Regions from separate parts of the Homo sapiens genome. Here region 2 is linked to region 1. The links are chromatin contacts, found by Hi-C or POLR2A ChIA-PET in ENCODE. All regions are on one chromosome and are shown on one strand. The core of a region is the stretch at or near the end of the contact, and the rest is flanking DNA. Distances in the headings are between cores, read along the strand shown. Region 1 holds the start of ECT2 (epithelial cell transforming 2). Region 2 holds the start of PRKCI (protein kinase C iota).

What was found. Hi-C counts contacts between places; a loop is a spot of excess contacts on that map. ChIA-PET counts read pairs that join two places held with the same protein, here RNA polymerase II (POLR2A). Pooled maps may share reads with other maps.
Region 2: a loop to region 1 is called in a map of CD8-positive, alpha-beta T cell, with 39 times the contacts of the local background. The contact joins the promoter of PRKCI here to the promoter of ECT2 in region 1. A Hi-C loop is called at or near these places in 1 of 168 maps with a recorded cell type or tissue (CD8-positive, alpha-beta T cell) and 8 of 50 pooled maps. POLR2A ChIA-PET finds 5 or more read pairs at or near these places in 1 of 52 experiments (PC-9).

Annotation. Positions count from the first base shown.
Region 1 is chr3:172,747,833-172,754,920 of GRCh38, forward strand. ECT2 (epithelial cell transforming 2) reads left to right here and starts at 2,894. Exons shown (of 25, transcript NM_001258315.2): 1 at 2,894-3,025; 2 at 6,677-6,828. The coding sequence starts at 6,699. RefSeq lists enhancers at 2,430-2,699, 2,800-2,849, 2,870-3,129 and a silencer at 3,240-3,309.
Region 2 is chr3:170,219,903-170,226,485 of GRCh38, forward strand. PRKCI (protein kinase C iota) reads left to right here and starts at 2,522. Exons shown (of 18, transcript NM_002740.6): 1 at 2,522-2,868. The coding sequence starts at 2,768. RefSeq lists enhancers at 2,053-2,112, 2,183-2,242, 2,253-2,412 and a silencer at 2,593-2,882.

The DNA.
Region 1 (7,088 bases), core at 1,644-4,143:
GCCTTCCAAAGGCATGTAATCTCATGCCTGGGATTACAGGCATGAGCCACTGCACCTGGCCAGCATTTATTTTTTTTTGAGATGGGGGCTGGATGGTGGGGGGGAGGGGCGGTCTTGCTCTATCGCCCAGGATGGAGTGCAGTCACTACCTAGGCTGGTCTTGAACTCCCGGCTTCAAGGGATCCTCCTGCCTTAGTCTCCCAAAGTGCTGGAATTATAGGCATGAGCCCCCACACCTAGCCTAACCTAGCGTATGTCAGTTGTCTTCCACTGTCCTCTTCATGTATATTATGATCCAGCCACACCAAACTGTTTACTGTCTCCTATATATATTGAGCTTTTATGAGAGCCTAAAGTGCACGTAAACAAGCTAATATTAAGAATTTATGTTTTTAAAAAAGTTCAAGGTTAATATGCCATTCAGTTCAATTGCCTATGCCGTATATAGTATTTAAAAATTTTTCATAATGCTGATCTTGAAACACTATAGCACTTGAAACAGCTTCTGACTCAGTAAGACTAAGTTACTTGTATCATTGTTTTGTAGGTATTTGAATTCTGTGAAAACCTATGCATGCAATAAATTTTTCACCGCAAATACAGCTATCTGCTAGAAGTGCCATGAGAACAAGGCCCATATTTGTCTTGTCACACCTATATTCTCAGTGCTAGCATAGTACCTAATGGGTGCTTAATAGTTATTAAATGAATAAACTATGATTAGGTTAATCAGGACATCCAGTCTCTCAAACATTATGAATGAACTTGGATCTAGCTCATTCACTCTCGAAATATTTATTTGGTACCTACATGTGAAGATTCCTGTGTTTATTAGAGAGCAATGTGTAACATTTGCCTTTGCAGTACTAGCTTTTTGAAAATACCTGAAGATGAGGGATCATGTTTTACTTTACCAGACACCAGCCCTCTGCTAGGTGCAATTAAGTGGCATATGATCACCTATGCACACGATTATCTGAAATACTCCTCTCCACATTGCTTTCTTTGAGCCTGCAGACAGATCTATACTAGACTTTATTTACACTCATCTATTATTTCTGGGTTCTAATGCGGGCTAAAATATTTATTAGGAGACACTGGGTAAGTTACTTAAACCTTTCCTACAGTTTCATGGTATCATGGGACTATGATACCTACTTGTGGGTTGTTTTAAGGATTAAATAAGGTATAAAGTGCATAGTAAAGTATCAGTATGTTCATTCTCTTTCTTCTCTCCCTTATACTGTAATTATCTGTTTATCTGCTAATTTCCCTCACCAGATTGTGTGGTCCAGACAGGCAGTTTTCTATGCCTTATTCATCTTTATAACCCCAACAAGCACAATGGCTGTCTTAAAATTAGTAAATATTTGCTGAGTAAATGAAGACCTAAGAGAGTGAAAAAGGTTGTATTACCCGTTTATTTGTTAATCTAACTGCCACACATCCCTTAAAAGAAATCAAGTACAGCTTTTGTTAGGGAAGCTTAAAATTCATGGCAATGATACCATACACAGTTAATCATTAGCTTTGGAAAGTCTGTTGAGCAGAAAGCGGTGCACAAAGGAAGTAGGGCTGCTTCCCACAATAGCTTAATATGTTTTCAGTGATGAACGTTTTTGGAATGCTGGGCACACCCGACTTCCAAATACGCAAGCACATTCCAAATGGAAATTTCAATTACTGTTTTTCTTTTTTTCTGCCGTAACAGTTATCACAGCATTTTAATGAAGGTCAGACTTAAATACTGACAAGCAGGGAAACCAATAATTACCAGATTGCTTCATTCATTTTGTGGACAGCATTATAAACTTTTCAGGCATTCTAAGATTGCCTGACAAAATTAGAAAAAATTGTTAAGTCCCCACAACCTGCTTGAGATGCTCACAAGTGTTCCATCCCAAAGTACACGTTTGCCTCTTCTTATTGGTATTTAGGTTCTGGCATCTGATTCCCCTTTCTTCTTCTATTTATATTAGCCTTCAGGTGGGAACTATGGAAAACCCACCTGGTGGGGGTGTATTTTTCTTAAGAGATTGTGTTATATGGTATCATATTTAGAAAATAAAGAAATTATTTTCATAATAGCAACGCTAATCACAGGAAAAACTTGATACATTCTTGACTAGACTTTAGGGGAAAGTACAAGTTCTTAGTGGGCGGAGGGGGGCAAAGACGAAGCAATTTGGCTCCAAAAATTCTAGAATCTCGTGGCATATTTTTATCAAATTCAAGCTTATCTTTAAAAAAATCCGAGAATTTTTCTAATTTCTAAGAATTGATTCTAACCCGCGATACTCCCTAGATGGGAGCGCAGTGCTTTAAATAATAGCATTTAAATAAGCGGCTGCTGATTTGAAGTCCACCTGGGGAGTCCGAGTTCTAGGACCGGTCCTTGGCCCTGCCACACGCCAATACAACCATCAAAGTCAAAATCCCTTAACTCAAATTTAAATACATTCCTAAAGCAGAAAGCATCCCGATAGGAAAATCCTACAGCTCACAGCAAGCAGCAGGGAAACATTTATCTCTGGCGGCACTGATTTAAGCTTAAAAGATTTGGTATCGTTTAAAAAAAAAAAAAAGCTGGGTGGGGCCGAGGAGAATCCACCCAAACTTTCCTCAGGAAGTAGGATGTTTACTGAGTAAATATGCGGTAGTCACAGAAACACCTGCTACTCCTTTAAGACCTCAGGAGCCACCACCGCCACCTCCTGGCCACATCCGGGCACTTCTCTGCAAACTCCTGGCGTCCCGACGCCCGAGTCGTTGGGCTTATTTGAAACACACGCACAACCAATCAAGCGGCGCCTGCCGGGACTTGGAGAGCGTCGACCAATCACCGCCCCTCTGGAGACTCCTGCCTATGGGAAAGAGGTTGACATCACGCGCCAATCGGCATGGCTCTTAGAGAGAGCAGCTTAGTTTTTGAATCGGTTGTGGCGGCCGCCGGCGAGGAATGGCGGTATTTGTGAGAGGAGTCGGCGTTTGAAGAGGTGGAACTCCTAGGGCTTTTTTGAGAGTGGTAAGGACTCTGTGTGAGTGAGAGAGGTGCAAGTGGGCGAGCGGCTCCAGAGCCAAGGGCTCTTTTGCCTGCGGTCGACGTCCCCGCCCCTAGTGACCGCGAATTCCGGAGCGCCCCAGCTCAGGCTTCCCGGATCCGGGAACTCCCTCGCCGCACCCCACCCCCAGCAGCCGGGCCCTGACGCGGAGTGGGAGACCGAAGCCCCCAGTATTGCTGGGCATCTTCGCCCTCACCTGTTGGCTCTTTTGGACAGAAGAGTGTGGGTGAAGGGAGGGAGTTGGGAAAGGGATTTTGGCAAGCCGCGCAGCCCTGTGGCTTTGGGGGCCGGCACTTGCAGCCTTTGGGGGCTTATCTCAGAGTGCGCCGTGGTTTTATTCTAGGATTCATCCTGGCTTCTTTGCGGGAAGTTTAATTTTTCGTTTTTGCAAGATAAATCCAGGCCATCCGCCCCTCGTCCTCCCCAGCCACCCGGCACAGATGTGTCCGGCTTAGTGGTTAAAGGCGCAGCCTCTGGATTTAGCCGGGCTTTGAATACCTCTTTTACCCCTTACTAACAGTTTGACTTAGGGGAAGTTGCTTAACCTCTCTGTTCCTACGTTTCTTCATCCATACATTGAAAATAATAATAGTACCTGCCTCTTAGGATTACTGCAGAGATTAAAAGGTTTAGGACAATGTCTGCCACGTATTAAGCGTTAAGTAAATGTCAGTTGTTAATAGTAATGTTATTGTTAATAACACCACCATTATATCTTGGATTGCATTTTAGTCCTTCACCTTGGAAGATGATTGCCTAAAAAGTATTTAAGTAAAAGGAAACTTGAATGTTTGTTTACATGGCAAATTTTATCTCTGGGATAAAAGGGGGCATGTGTTATAGTGTGTTTAGTTAGAAGCTCCTTGGGTCTGTTCTTGGGTGAGAAGCTGTGTAGGTTTATGAACACTGATCCTATTGTGCTTATTTTAAAGGCTTCTGGAATACAGTAATTTGAAAAAAAGTGATTAATATATTTCCATTTCTAATCTGACTGTTGGATGTTAGTTATGTCATCAAGTTACCGTAGTGCATCTCTTTTTCTCTATACATTTTGAAGCTGTTTTGGCAATAAATTGATCATATACAGTATCATCAGGGGCAATTTTAATTATTAATCATCTGCTTTCGATCATCTGCTATGCTCCCTCCCTTTTATTAATCATCTGCTTTTGATCATTTGCTGTGCTCCCTCTTAAAGAGGGAGGCATAGGAGAAAAATGTAAATATTTTCAAGAAGTTTTTTTTTTTTTTTTAGACGGAGTCTACCTCTTGTTACCTAGACTGGAGTGCAGTGGCACGATCTCGGCTCACTGCAACCTCTGCCTCCCGGGTTCAAGCGATTCTCCTGCCTCAGCCTCCTGAGTAGCTGGGATTACAGGTGCCTGCCACCAAGCCCAGCTAATTTTTGTATTTTTAGTAGAGACGGGGTTTCATTGTGTTGGCCAGGCTGGTCTCGAACTCCTGACCTCGTGATCCGCCCGCCTTGGCCTCCCAAAGTGCTAGGATTACAAGTGTGAGCCACCGCGTCCGGCCTTTCAAATGGTATTTTTGATTTTCCTCTTCCAGTCCTTAAAGCAGGTTAGCTCATCTCCTGACTTTTTTTTTTTTTTAAACATTCTTTTAAGGGGACTTTGAATGAAAGCCACTTTAATGCCTTTTCATTGGAAATGGTTGAGTGTAGAAGACTTAAAATAATAGGGCTGGATAGAATTTATCATTGATTCTAAATTAAGGCTGTTACAACTATTGGACCGCTCCTTTGGAGAGCCTTAGAATAATGATTGACATGGATGTATGGTAAAGCCATAAGAAATATCCATATTGTGAATATTACATGAGAATAGTTGTTTGTTGTTCACTTTAAGACATCTATTCAGTTTTCATCTTAACTAGATTTGAGTTGTAGTACTATGTGTGTTCCACCAATGTGGAAACTGAGGTTTAACTGACTATGTGCAGGGCTGAGACAGGAAGCTGAGTTGCCTGATTTTGAAGTGTCACATAACAGCATACAGTTTAAACTGTTACTTTGCTAAGACTCTGGAGGAAGGTATTTGTATATTTTATTAATCTGAAGAAGTAGGAAAGGGGAAAGTCTGACATGTAGCTCTCGTTAAAGGTGGGTCCTCTGTATATTTGCCTAATATTTAGAAATTTACTCTCAGTAAAGTTGACTTATTGAAAATTGATAAAAAAATCTCTAAAAAAATTTTTTTAGAGAGACAGGGTCTTGCTCTGTCACCTAGACTGACTGGAGTGCAGTGGTGGGATCACAGCTCACTACAACCTCAAACTCCTGGATTCAAGTGATTCGCCCACCTCAGCCTCTTGAGTAGCTACTATAGGCACCTGCCACCCACACCTGGCTAATTTTTAAATTTTTTGTAGAGATGGGGTCTTGCTATGTTGCCCAGTCTGGTGTTGAAGTCCTGCCCTCAAGTGATCCTCCTGCCTTGGCCTCCCAAAGTGCTGGGATTTCAGATGTGAGCCCCCAACCCACCCTGATGAAAACTTGTTAAACCTTTTATTCCCTGTCTAGCTTTTAAACTCTTCTTAAGTCCTGGAAAACTTAAAAAAGGATTTTCTTTCATAGTCCAGAGTTATATTGGCACTCACCCATGCATAATTGTTTTGTCAAACCTTTTAGGGGAGAGGTGTTTTTAAAGAATTATGAAAATACTGACAAGGGACCAGCCCAATTATACCGGAGAGGTTTAGAGACATCCACAGAGGATGAGTCAAGAGTGTTGGATTGGGGGTTGGAAGACAAGATAGGTGGAGAGTCGAGCACTAAATGCAAATAGATGTGATGTAAATTATGATTTGTGCCTGAAAAATAGCTGAGAAATTCATTGTTGCTGTTGCATAGATTGTATAGGGACTGGGGTAGTTACAGATGGTGAGGGTGAATAGTTAGGCGGGGACCAAATTGTGAACTTGGTGGTGAATTTGGACTTGGACATATAAGGAGTACTCATGGAAGTTGTTAAGCAGGGAAGTGATATGGTCACATTTGTATTTAGGTGCATATTCCTGAAAACCATGTGGAGAGTGATTTCTAAGGAAACTGATGGTAAAGTTGTGTGGAGCTGGTTTATTAGACCAAGTGACCATTGTGTCATTGAACGTATAGAGAAGGGGGGCCAGATTCCAGAGATACTTGAGGTGGGATTGATAGGAATTTTGGGGAGGGAAATGTGGGAGAGGAAAAAATTAGGATAGATCTCAGATTTTTGGCTAGGATTTTTGTGGGAGGTGTGTTATGGTGGTGTTATAATTGAATATAGGAAGAGAAATTGGTTGAGGGCAAAGGTGTGGAGAAGGGAGGTAGAATAATATTTATGACTACAGTTGAGTGTTTGTTGTATGTCTAGTAATGTTCTATGTGCTTTTGATACATTGTTATTTTTATTATATTCCTGTGAGTCAGGTATTAGTATGTTTATTTTACAGAAAAAGAAACTGAGGCTCAGAGAAGGTCAGTGACTTTCTTTGGTTCATTAAAAAAATGGGTAATAATACTTTTTATAAATTCTAGGTAAAAAGAGCCTCTAATACTTACTTTTGCCCAATGACCATGTTTATGTATTTTTATTCAAATTTTATTTTTTCAGCTGATTTAGAAGAATACAAATCATGGCTGAAAATAGTGTATTAACATCCACTACTGGGAGGACTAGCTTGGCAGACTCTTCCATTTTTGATTCTAAAGTTACTGAGATTTCCAAGGAAAACTTACTTATTGGATCTACTTCATATGTAGAAGGTAAACCTGTTACCTGCTTTAAAACAATCAATTTCTATTTTAATTCTAAACTTATTAGTGACTTTCTTAAGATTTAATTTTAATACCAACTGTAATGCTAGAGCACAGGTATTAAGTAAATATTTGTTTACAGAATCCTTTTACACTATGTCATTTTTCTGATTATTATTTGGGTTATTTGTATGCTTTGCAGCTTTGAAAAGGGAGGCATCTTAATTTGGATATTCCTTTTTCTGTATGTGAGGGCGGTCTAGCTACAG
Region 2 (6,583 bases), core at 1,272-3,771, 2.5 Mb before region 1:
TGAAGAAAAAAAAAAGAAAAGAGAGAACTCTTACAACTCAATGAAAAAAGACAACCCAATTTAAAAATGATTAAAGGATCTGAATAGATAGTTCTCCAAGAAGATATATAAATGGCCAATAAAAACACGAAAACATACCCAACATCATTAGTCATTAGGGAGATGTACATCAAAACTGTAATGAGATACCACTTCACAACCACTAGGATGGTTATGATAAAGAAGATGGGAAAAAAACCAAGTATTGGCAAGGACATTAAAAAAAACTGAAACCTTCACTGGGTATGGTGGCTTACACCTGTAATCTCAGCACTTTGGGAGGCTGAGGCAGGCAGATGGCTTCAGTCCAGGAGATTGAGACCAGCCTGGACAACATGGCAAAACCCCGGCGCTACAAAAAACACAAAATTTAGCAGGGTGTGGTGGCACATGCCTGTAGTCCCAGCTACTAGCGATGTTCAGAATAGAAAAACTCATAGCAACAGAAAATATATTATTGGTTGCCAGAGGTTGAGGAGAGTGGGGAGTAACTGCTAATGGATATGCAGTTACTTTCAGGGTGCTGAAAATACTCTGGATTTAGGTAGAGGTGATGGTTGCAAAACTTTGTGAAGATACTTAAAACTATCAAATTTTACACTTTAAATGAGTAAGTTGTATGGCATGTGAATTATCTTTTTTTAAAAAAATGAGACGGGATCTCACTGTGCATTGTGTTGCCCAGGGACGGAGTCTCGCTGGAGTGCAGTGGTGCAGTCTCAGAGGCTCACAGCAACCTCTGCCTCCTGGGTTTAAGCGATTCTCGTGCCTCAGCCTCCGGAGTAGCTGGGATTACAGGTGCCCGTATATTTTATAATATATTCCATAATTAATCGCTCCGTATTAAACTTGCTGATGCAGGTCTCCAATTACTGAAAAACCTGATACCAAGTTTTTCAATGGGATTTTTTTGTTTGTTTAAGAGATGGGGTCTCACCATGTTGCTCAGGCTGGCCTTGAACTCCTGGGCTCAAGTGATCCTCCAGCCTCAGCCTCTCAAAGGCTGGGACTACAGGCATGTAGCACTTTGCCTGACTCAAGGGGAATTTTTAGTAAGAGTATATAATCCAAGTCTGTAGCAGTTGGAGGATGTCGTACCACGCTGAAGTGTCACACATAACTGATGACTCAGTCCCCCAAGCCTATTTTATCATCGTAAAGAAAGCTATTTCTTTGATTATTCCAACTCTTTCAGCACCAGGACTGCTGCAGGGGCTGGATTCATGCTACCTGTAGTTGCAGTGTAAATTATGTGTCAGAGCCAAGATCCTAGGAAAGTCAAAGACTAGGTTACAAGAGCGATTCTTTTTTTTTTTTTTTTTTTTTTTTTTTGAGACAGAGTCTTGCTCTGTCGCCCAGGCTGGAGTGCAGTGGCACAGTCTTGGCTCACTGCAACCTCCGCCTCCCTGGTTCACGCCATTCTCCTGCCTTAGCCTCCCGAGTAGCTGGGACTACAGGCGCCCGCCACCACGCCCGGCTAATTTTTTGTGTTTTTAGTAGAGACGGGGTTTCACCGTGTTAGCCAGGATGGTCTCGATCTCCTGACCTTGTGATCCGCCCGCCTCGGCCTCCCAAAGTGCTGGGATTACAGGCTTGAGCCACCGCGCCCGGCCAAGGACGATTCTTTCTAATCTTTGGTAAGCCAGTTTTTACAGAATGAAATGCTCTTGGATTGACTGACTTGATTGGGTAAGTATTCATTGGGCTCTTGTTCCATGCAAGGGCAGTCTACAAGGGCCTAGATATGGGGGCCCCCAAAGAAGAAAAATCGGTTTTTCATCATATTTTCTGGTTGAGTTTCTTCCTTTATTATATTTGTTACATATGTTATTAAATTATTTCCATAAAAGAGGTTATGCTGAGCAGGTAACCAAATTCTTGTTCCCCCAAAAGACATGTATAATTCAGACGATTTATGCAATTAGAAGAAGGGAGACTTCATCAGTTAATAAAGTCTAGAACGTGAGGAAGCCCAGTCATTTCCAGGACCTTCAGATGCCCAAGCTGGATCCAGGTTTTCCACCCCGACAGCTCCAGGGAGCACGCTGGAGAGACAGACTTCACCAGCGGGAAGGCGCGGCACCCTACGCGCAAGGAACCTCAAGTCCCAGAATCCTATGAGGACTCCAAATCCCAGAAACCTGCACGCAAATCTATCCCGGGTGCCAAGTCGGCCGACCGCAGACGTGACCAAGTTGCGAGGCTAGGGTGAGGTGTCGTAGAATTTGTCCCTACCATTGTCCCTGCAGGGAAGAGACTTTAGTGATCTAGAGCTGGTCATTGTCTCTTTCACAGCTCGCGTGAAAGCACCCCTCTCGGCGTGTTTGATGCCATGATCAGCGTCTCCCATTCCCTCTGTCCCCTTTCTCTGCCCCCGTAAGGATGGTTCAGCCCGGTATTGAGGCTCCTTGAGCTGGCTGGATGGTTGCGCCCGCCCTACCCCGGAATGTGGGCCTTTGGAGCGAGCGAAGTGGGAGGGACCGACGCAGGAGGTGTCTTGGGCCCGGGCGGCTGTAGAGGCGGCGGCGCCTACGGGCAGTGGGAGGAGCCGCGCGGTTCCGGCTGCTCCGGCGAGGCGACCCTTGGGTCGGCGCTGCGGGCGAGGTGGGCAGGTAGGTGGGCGGACGGCCGCGGTTCTCCGGCAAGCGCAGGCGGCGGAGTCCCCCACGGCGCCCGAAGCGCCCCCCCGCACCCCCGGCCTCCAGCGTTGAGGCGGGGGAGTGAGGAGATGCCGACCCAGAGGGACAGCAGCACCATGTCCCACACGGTCGCAGGCGGCGGCAGCGGGGACCATTCCCACCAGGTCCGGGTGAAAGCCTACTACCGCGGGTGAGTGTCCTGGGACAGGGCGGTGGGCGGGAGGGGACAGGCCGGCTCCACTCGGCCTGGAGGAGGGGAGGGTGAGGGGCTGGAGGTGTTGTGGGCGGATTGGGCTGGGCGGGCGGGCGGCTCCGGTGACTCAGGGTGAGTGACGAAGTGATAGGGGTGGGGGCGAAGCAAGGGGATGCAGTACTGGGGGCGCCCCCAGGTATGGCGGTGCGGGGAGCCGAGGGGCCAGAGTAGGGTCCGAGAAGGAAGCTAGGGTTAGAGTAGGTGCACCTGGTGTGGACGAGAGACTCGCCTCCTGAGAGCTTTGTAGGGGCCTTGCATCCTTAAGTCTGGGTGTATTTGGGGTTGCGAGTTGAGGATTCCAAGTGATGCCTTAGTTAACTCAGTTTGCTGTGGGGATAGAAAACGGGACTTCTTCAGTTAGCTGTCCGTTTTGATTACCAGCAGGCCTAACGCCTCTGGTTCTCTGAGATATACCTCCATCCCCGTTGTGTTCACGTAGTGTATCTGCACTGCCAGTATATTAGACATAGGGGTTGTATTTAAGAATCAAGTCGATGCGTTTTCAGGGACGTGCAGTGGGTACTTACGTGTCGTCAAGATTAAGTTGCATGTGTGTAAATCAAAATTTTGTGAGCCTTTCTTTCTCAGTGTTGTTTCAACGACTACCCGATAGGGTGAGATACTGCAAGGTGAGGAGACTAGCCTAGTTACAGTTTTAAATTCTCTGATCTTCACTCCCTTACTATGGTTACAAGAAAAAACCCAGTTCTAAGTTCATTGTGTTAAATCATTTTCTATCAGTGACGCAAAGTGCCCCCCTTCCTTTAAATTCAGTTGTGGTTTGAATTTTTTTTTGAGATAATTATGTTTAGGAGCATTAGAAACGTGAAATGTTAGTGTGACCATAAAGGTTGGAGACTGAGAAGTCACAGAAAACCCAGCTACTTTGGCTTGCCTTACTGCTTGTCCAGGTAGAAGTAAATTGCTTTAAAAAACTCAAGCAGTGCTAGGTTGAAATTTTAATGCATACTTTTACATTCCTGAGAGGATCAGTGAAGATAGCAAACTCTCAAACTACCTCTCTTGTTTTGATTTCAAAGAAAATCTGAGCCCCTAAATGTTGTATTGATTTGATGTAAGGACTTTTTTTTTTATTATTATACTTTAAGTTTTAGGGTACATGTGCACAATGTGCAGGTTAGTTACATGTGTATACATGTGCCATACTGGTGTGCTGCACCCATTAACTCGTCATTTACATTAGGTATATCTCCTAATGGTATCCCTCCCCCCTCCCCCCACCCCACAACAGTCCCCAGGGTGTGATGTTCCCCTTCCTGTGTCCATGTGTTCTCATTGTTCAATTCCCATCTGTGAGTGAGAACATGCGGTGTTTGGTTTTTTGTCCTTGATGTAAGGACTTTTAAATTTGCTGCCATGAAGCCTCTGGCCTCTGTTTATTATTAGCTTGACTGTATGCAGGAGTAGTTTATTGGAGTTATATTGGACAGTATGATAACTTTGTGTTTAAGCAGGTAAAACTGATTAAGGAGGTTTTTATTTTAAATCAGTACCAAGAAACGTGTGGATATTTTTTAAAGTTTGTAGTTGTCACAAGAGCTGTTTTGACTTGAGGATGGTCAGCCATGAACTTTGCAAGGTGAGAAAAAAGCTTCCTTTGCTTTTTTTTTTTTAAACCCTTACCTGTAATTTGATGAATGAGATGTTTCACTTTATTCTTTTATTTTATTTTTGTTTGTTTGTTTTTGAGACAGGGTCTTACTCTGTTACCCATGCTGGAGTGCAGTGGCACAATCTCGGCTCACTGCATTCTCCGCCTCCCGGGTTCAAGCAATTCGCCTGCCTCAGCCTTCTGAGTAGCTGGGATTACAGGCATGTGCCACCACACCCGGCTAATTTTTGTATTTTTAGTAGAGACGGGGTTTCACCATATTGGCCAGGCATGTCTTGAACTCCTGGCCTCAAATGATGCGCTCGTCTTGGCTTCCCAAATTGCTGGGATTACAGGCATGAGCCACTGCGCCTGGCCCTAAGGCTTTCAATAAATTCTTATTAATTGAGATCATCTTCTCCAATGAGTCTATGAAAGGTAAGAAATTAGTGCTTCTATTTTCCCATTTGTATTAGTTTGACACATGTAAATAGGCCCAGTTAGTAAATGAAAATCATTGTAAACTCCTTTGAGAAGAAATCAAAGTCTTGCTGTACTTCATGAATTTAGATAGCAAATTATCTTGGCTTATTGCTCCAGTTATTAAAAAGAAGAGAATAAGGACATACAGCTTCTTTAGTGTTTGACTGCAATTTTTCCAAGACATTCAAGGTAACATTGTCTTTTAAAATCTGTGAAATTTTGCTGCGGCGCAAATAACCTCTTGCCCATTGTATACTGGTCTTTGCTCAATGAAAGCTTTCTAATGGTACCTTCATTTCAAGCCTCATTTAAAGACAATATCAGCACTCTAAATTGTACCAAATTCCTGTCCTCTGAAATTAGATGTTAAGATTATGTGTTTGTATAGTCTAAACTGATGATTGTGGTATTACATAGTCAGCTGCTCATTAATATAGATGAAGCTAAAATGAGTCACGGACAAGGATAGTTAATAAACAGGTTGGCTAACTAGAACACCTACCTGATTTTAAAATAGAAAATCCTTCCTTTATACCAAGAAATGTGAGAACATTCTGCATTTGAAAAAGTTTTCTTTTCTCTCCAATCTTCTGAAGGGCCATTATTACATAGCATTTCCTCTATCCCTCTACACTTTTCTTTTCTTTTTTTTTTTTTTAAATAGAGACAAGGTCTCACCGTGTTGCCCAGGCTAATCCCAAACTCCTGGGCTCAAGTGATCCTCCTGCCTCAGCCTCTCAAAGTGCTGGGATTACAGGTGTGAGCCACTGTACCTGGCTCCACTACCCTTTTCTAACAATATTTCTTTCCAGTGAATGTTGACTCATTTAATAGCCAGCATTTTTTTTAGTGAAAAAATTGCCCTCTCTTTTCAAAGATGTGTATAGTGTTATTATTCTGTTAAGCTTGATCTCAGTGAAAACGTGTAATCTCTCTAGATCTAATAACATTTAATTTTTTTCTAATTTTTATTTTATTTTATTTTATTTATTTATTTTTTTGGAGATGGAGTCTCGCTCTGTCACCTGGGCTGGAGTGCAGTGGCGTGATCTCGGCTCATTGCAACCTCCGCCTCCCAGGTTCAAGGGATTCTCCTGCGGCTGCCTCCCGAGTAGGTGGGACTACAGGCGCCCACCACCACGCCCAGCTAATTTTTGTATTTTAGTAGAGACGGGTTTTCACCATGTTGGCCAGGTTGGTCTCCCAACTTCTGACCTCAAGTGATCCACCCACCTCGGTCTCCCAAAGTGTTGGGATTACAGGAATGAGCCATCTTGCCCAGCCAATTTACATCTAGTTTTTAAGCAAGAGATTAATAGCACTGAAAATTCAATTTTATTGGACACCACATCTTACTTAGATGCCTTTCTCATGGCCTGCACCCGTCTTTTCCTAGCAAGGAAGCTTTTCAGTGAGGGGCCTTCAGTTATTACCTAGTGCTAGTAGTTTGGAGGAAGAGAAACAGGTTTCATTAATTAGTGATAAACTGTCAATGTATGTGCTTATCCTTATATAAAATTACTTGCTATTATGGGATAGACTTTAACAAGGCAACAT